2 separate regions of the Homo sapiens genome follow, and region 1 is linked to region 2. Evidence: chromatin loops called from intact Hi-C (ENCODE). Cell type or tissue: CD4-positive, alpha-beta T cell. All regions are shown on one strand. Region 1 overlaps MICAL2 (microtubule associated monooxygenase, calponin and LIM domain containing 2). Region 2 overlaps MICAL2 (microtubule associated monooxygenase, calponin and LIM domain containing 2).

Region 1 (2,500 bases), 53 kb before region 2:
TATTCAGGAATTCAGGGAGGGGTGGAGGTTTGGTGGTATCTTAAAGAAGTCTCCTTGACTTCTGTGGTCCTGGTCCTCAGTGTCTCTCTCAGTTTGTCCTTGTGATTAGCACTGTCTTCTCCTCCAGGTCACCTCCTCCTCATGTGGTCAGAGCTTGCTTCTGTAAGCACTTTCATCCTGATCTTTGTAGCTTTGCCATCTCTCCCCTGCGCCACCCTGAGTTATGCCAGAGTGCAGATAAGAACTTCCTGTTGTTGCCCTACTCTTCTGCCAAGCAGCATGGGAGAAAACTCTAACCTTGTGAGACTCTTAGAGATCTAAGGAGTGAAAGTTGGTTGGTATCAGAGGAAAATGGGATTAAAGGTTGTTGGGATTTTCAAGTCCTTGATGCCCCAGGGTACCTGGATTGTACTGAATTTTTGATCAGAGGGTAGTCAATATGTTCTTAAGAATATGGCCCCAAGTTGGCCAACCCTTGTGATCAGGGGTGACCAGACACTTTGGAGAAATAAAGGGAATAGCATTGGTAGAAGGTTGCTCAGTGAGAGATGAGAGATACCTCAGATGGACAACCAATATGAAAAGGGGAAAGGCTAGGGAAGGTGGATTTGTCTCTAACATTTACAATTGTAAAGTATTAAAGCTGAAAAGAACGACAGATCCTTTAATCCACTTCTCCCGTTTATTAGTAAAGAAACTGAGGCCCAGAGACATGACTCAAGCACACCCATAGCGCAAGCTGGTGGTAGAAGTGAGACAGAAGCTAAGTCTCCTGATTCCCAGCAAGTGGCTCTCTCTGCAGTTCCATGTTGCCTCCTCATGTGGGTTCAGCCACCGTGCCTTCCTCTTTTCTCCTCCACCCTGCACTTGAATGTCTAAGGTGTTAGCAGGGCCCCCACAGCTCCTACCTCATTGTTTATCAAGGCCTAATAAAACCTGGGTGCAACAGCATGGAGAGGTTGAGGCTTCTTATGTGCAGGCTGTTTTGATTTGTATTTAGTGACTTAACACTGTTGAGTTGCCGTTATTCTGTTTTATGATGTGTCTTGGGGTGAAAGATTAATTCAAGACAGGAAATGAAGGCTATAAGATGGCCCAGCCTTAGCAGGAGTAGCCTCTTGTGAGTTTGCCATTCAAATCAAAATCATATGAGCGTTGTTGCTAAGCAGGCCTTGTTGTGAGAACCTCCAGCAAAGGGCATGGATTACACTGTTGCTTGCTCTGAGAGGGGCTTTTTCAGTCAGAGACTGGCCATCCCAGCACTATGCTGATGGCACATAAACCAGAATGGAAACCACTCACTTTTTCTGTAGAACTCCATTTGGCCCAACACTTCCTGCTGAGCTCAAGGAAATGCATCTGGAGCACTTTGCATTGGGCAAGCACTAGGTTTACATATATTACCTTGTTTTTCCTCATAGCAGCTCTCTGAGAGATAGGCATGGCTACCTGTTGTACTGAGGAGAAAATTGAGACAGTTACAGGTTAAATAACTTGTCCATGCCCACAAGGGCCAGGACTCAAACGCAAGGTATCTGACTCTAAAGCCCTTCCTGGTTCCACATTTCACATGGCTCTCTGCACACAGAAGGGAGGGCTGGGGAAAAATAGGCAAGGCATTGACTGAAGCGTCAAACATTTATCATGGGACTTCCAAATGCCAGGTCCTGGGCTTGGTTCTTGGGATGCAAAAGTGAGTAAGACCTAGTCCCTTTACTCCTAGGACTTGTGGCCTAGCCTGGTGGTGGGACAGATGTATATGATGACAGTCATAGCTCCCTTATCGCTCTGGAAGCACTGAGAAGAGAGCAGCACACAGGGAAGACTGCATTACCAAGGAGGGGCTGTGAGACTTGGGTACTGAAGGATGATCAGGAGGTTGCCAGGCAGAAAAGGAGGCAGACGGTTCTCCAAGGAAACTGGGTGGAGGTGTGAAAGGGCCTGATTTGGTGTTTAGAAGTAAGGAGGAGTAGTGGGCATGCTTTTTTCTTAGCTGAGGGTGCAAGGAATGAGACATTCAGTTGAGAGATCAGCTCTGAAGTGGGAGAGGAGGGGAGTTCAGAAGTAGACTGTCAAGGGCTTTGCAAAATACTTGCTGCTAGGTGAGATTCATTGAAAGAAACATTAGCAGAGACCAGGAAAGCTTCTCCAAATATGAATTCTCCAGCTGCCTGATGGATGTTTCCATATAGAGAAAGGAACTTCTGCTGGGGGCTCATTTTCAGAGAGTTTGTGTCCGTTTTCTGCATTTTGTGTCTCACACACCAATGGAAGTGATTATTGATGGGGCAAAGTGAATGGGGTGGGACGGGCCACACCAACAGTTCATATTTAAAATGTCTCAGATTCCTCTTGCCAGATAAGCTGATAGCAAACACCCTTGTGAGTTCCTGCGCAGATTGACTCTCCAGGGATCATTTTGCATTCCAGACAGGGTCACATAATATTTCTGCAGGAGCTGGGGCTCTGGGTTGAGAAAGCTACTTAAAAATAAAGACCA
Region 2 (2,500 bases):
GGCCAGATCCAGGCCTTACCCCTCGACTAGGAGCTCTGTGCTATTAAAAGAAAACACCAGGGTACCAGCACCAGAGCCCAAGGGACAAGAATTTACAGGGTCAGTTAGAAGAATGACCATTCACAGGGAGAAAACCGAGGCTATAAAAAGAAAATATATTGTAATTTTTCACATCAAATGATATGTTTAAGATATGTGCACCTTTCTGCAGTTATACAGGCAGTAGGAAAAAAGAGTATGTGGATTTCATTTTATATACATTTTACCTTAAACCTGGGCCAGACACAGTGGCTCATGTCTATAATCCCAGCAGCACTTTGGGAGGCTGAGGCAGGATGATCGCTTGAGGGCCCACCAGCCTAGGCAACATAGGGAGACCCTCTCTCTACAACATTTTTTTGTAATTAGCCAGGTGTGGTGGTGTGTATCTATAGTCCCAGCTACTAGGGAGGTTGAGGTGGGAGGATCACTAGGGCCCAGGAGTTCGAGGCTGCAGTGAGCCGTGATTGTGGCACTGTACTCCAGCCTGGGCTACAGAGCAAGACCCTGTCTCTAAAAACCAAACAAAACCAAAACAAAACCTTGAGCAAATATTGAACTCTAGTCAATGAGATACATGCTGAAATATTTGGGAGGAAATGTATTGATTCTGCTATTTAATTGAAATGCACCACAAAATAAGATAAATTGACTAGTGAGTAGAAGGATAGACGGATGTGAATAGATACATGCTAAAGCAAGGAGAACAAAATCTAATCATAGAATCTAGGTGGGGAGTATTTGGATGTCTTGCAGCTTCTCTATATATCTGAAAAGTATTATAATGAAATGTTGCCAAAAAATGTTGTAAAGCTACTAGATTAAAAACAAAAAAATTACAATGGGAAAATATAAAAGTAGATGCTGGAAATATTTACAAATGTTTAAAATGCTATTTGGAAAACTAGAGTTGAATATGAAGAAAAATAAAACTAGGCCCGTGTATTTTCTGCAATAGATTTCTTTTTTTTTTTTTTTGTATTAGAAAATAGCAATATATATATTTTTAGAGGAAGAGTGTTCTAGACAGAAGACAAAGCGAGTGAAAAGCCCATGTGTGGGCTCAGTGAAGCTAGTACAGCTGGAGTGTGAGAGGAGGGGGTGGTGGGAGCTGAGGACAAAAGGGAAACTGTAGGTTGAGATCATATAGGGTCCTAAGGCCTAGCCACATCCTGTGATTCTGACTTCTGAGTGCCACAGGCAGACATGAAACGATGTGAGCTACGAGTGAGTGACATGATCTGACTTGAGGAGGACTGCTCTGGTTGCTGTATGGGGACAGACTGCAAAGTGACAAGGGTGGAAGCTGGGAGACCAGATAGGAGCCCTGATATCAGTTCAAAGGAGAGATGGCCATGACTTGGATAAGGAGGCAGCGTGTGAGCCGGTGAAAATTGATTGGATTCTATATCTGTTCTGAAGATAGTAAACAAGATTTATTGGTGGATTGGTTGTGAGGTAAGAGGAGAAGAACCAAGACTGATTCCAGATTTTTGGTCTAAGCAAGTAGAAAAGTAGGTAGCACTTACCAAGACCATGTTGATGGGGGAGAAGCAGGTTTTTGCAGGGAGGGAATAAGAGTTCAGTTGTAGATCTGTTATGTGAGTAATGCGTATTGAAGCAGATAGAAATGTCAGTGCACAGTTGGCTGGATTCCGTGGGATATTCAGGGTTGAGCACCATCAACATGTAGATGGTAATTAAAGTCATGGAAGTAGATGGTGTCAGGGTCAATAAGGGAAGGGTATAAAGGCTGAGCCCCAGGCACTTCCAGGTATAGAGGACAGGAAGATGAGGAGGAGCAGCAAGGGTGCCTGAGCAACTGCAGGGCAGGAGAGAGTCAAGAAAGTAGGTCAACTGTTTCAAAGGCTGCCCTGACTGCCTCTCTACCTCTAGTTTCTTTTCTCTCTTCTTACCATCTTTGTTATTGCTCTGGAACCAATTGTCCTAAAGTAGCACCTCCATCCTATTCTAAGCTCATAAAATCCAAAGGGGAGGAATAAAGTCCAAACTCTTCAGTCTGCCATCCAAGTCCCTCCACGATCTGGCTCTTTCTTTCTCTTTCTCTCTTTCTTTCTCTACTCTCCTGGTTTCACCTTCCCCACCAACCCCTGACCCTCACTTCACTGGCCACTGCCCTGCAAACCACCTCCCTCTTTCTCAGCATGCCATTTGTTTTCTTTCTGCAAATCTTCAGCCTCAATTCTCCATTCATGGTCTATCTCCTGGAGGGATCCTTTCTTGACTGAAGTCACTAATCTGTTTCTTCTCTAAATTCCTAAAGTAGTCAGAGGTAATACCAAACAATCCAGCATTCATTGTATCTGTTTTTCTTCTTCTCTAGTTCCCAGCCAATTTCCTGAGGTTTGGGAACATGAGCCTGTAATCCCCAGAGCCATCTCACCAGTCCTTTACATATCTTAGATGCTCTGCCACATAACACTTATGGAAACCTGGAAGG

What was found. Peaks named below come from ENCODE experiments on the same cell type or tissue, not always from the same donor. Only the 100,000 strongest peaks of a DNase experiment are listed, where the experiment ranks them.
Region 1: it touches region 2 in a loop (1.9-fold over the local background); 7 of 110 quality-filtered maps call a loop at or near these places.

Annotation. Positions count from the first base shown.
Region 1 is chr11:12,141,301-12,143,800 of GRCh38, forward strand. All of the region lies in intron 2 of MICAL2 (microtubule associated monooxygenase, calponin and LIM domain containing 2), which reads left to right. Among named protein-coding and RNA genes, the nearest start is that of MIR6124, 21 kb to the right of the region's middle. In CD4-positive, alpha-beta T cell, no CTCF peak of the experiment used is centred here; no DNase peak of the experiment used is centred here; H3K27ac peaks cover 345 bases.
Region 2 is chr11:12,194,704-12,197,203 of GRCh38, forward strand. All of the region lies in intron 3 of MICAL2 (microtubule associated monooxygenase, calponin and LIM domain containing 2), which reads left to right. Among named protein-coding and RNA genes, the nearest start is that of MIR6124, 32 kb to the left of the region's middle. In CD4-positive, alpha-beta T cell, no CTCF peak of the experiment used is centred here; DNase peaks (open chromatin) are centred at 1,218 and 1,858; H3K4me3 peaks cover 1,451 bases; H3K27ac peaks cover 1,524 bases.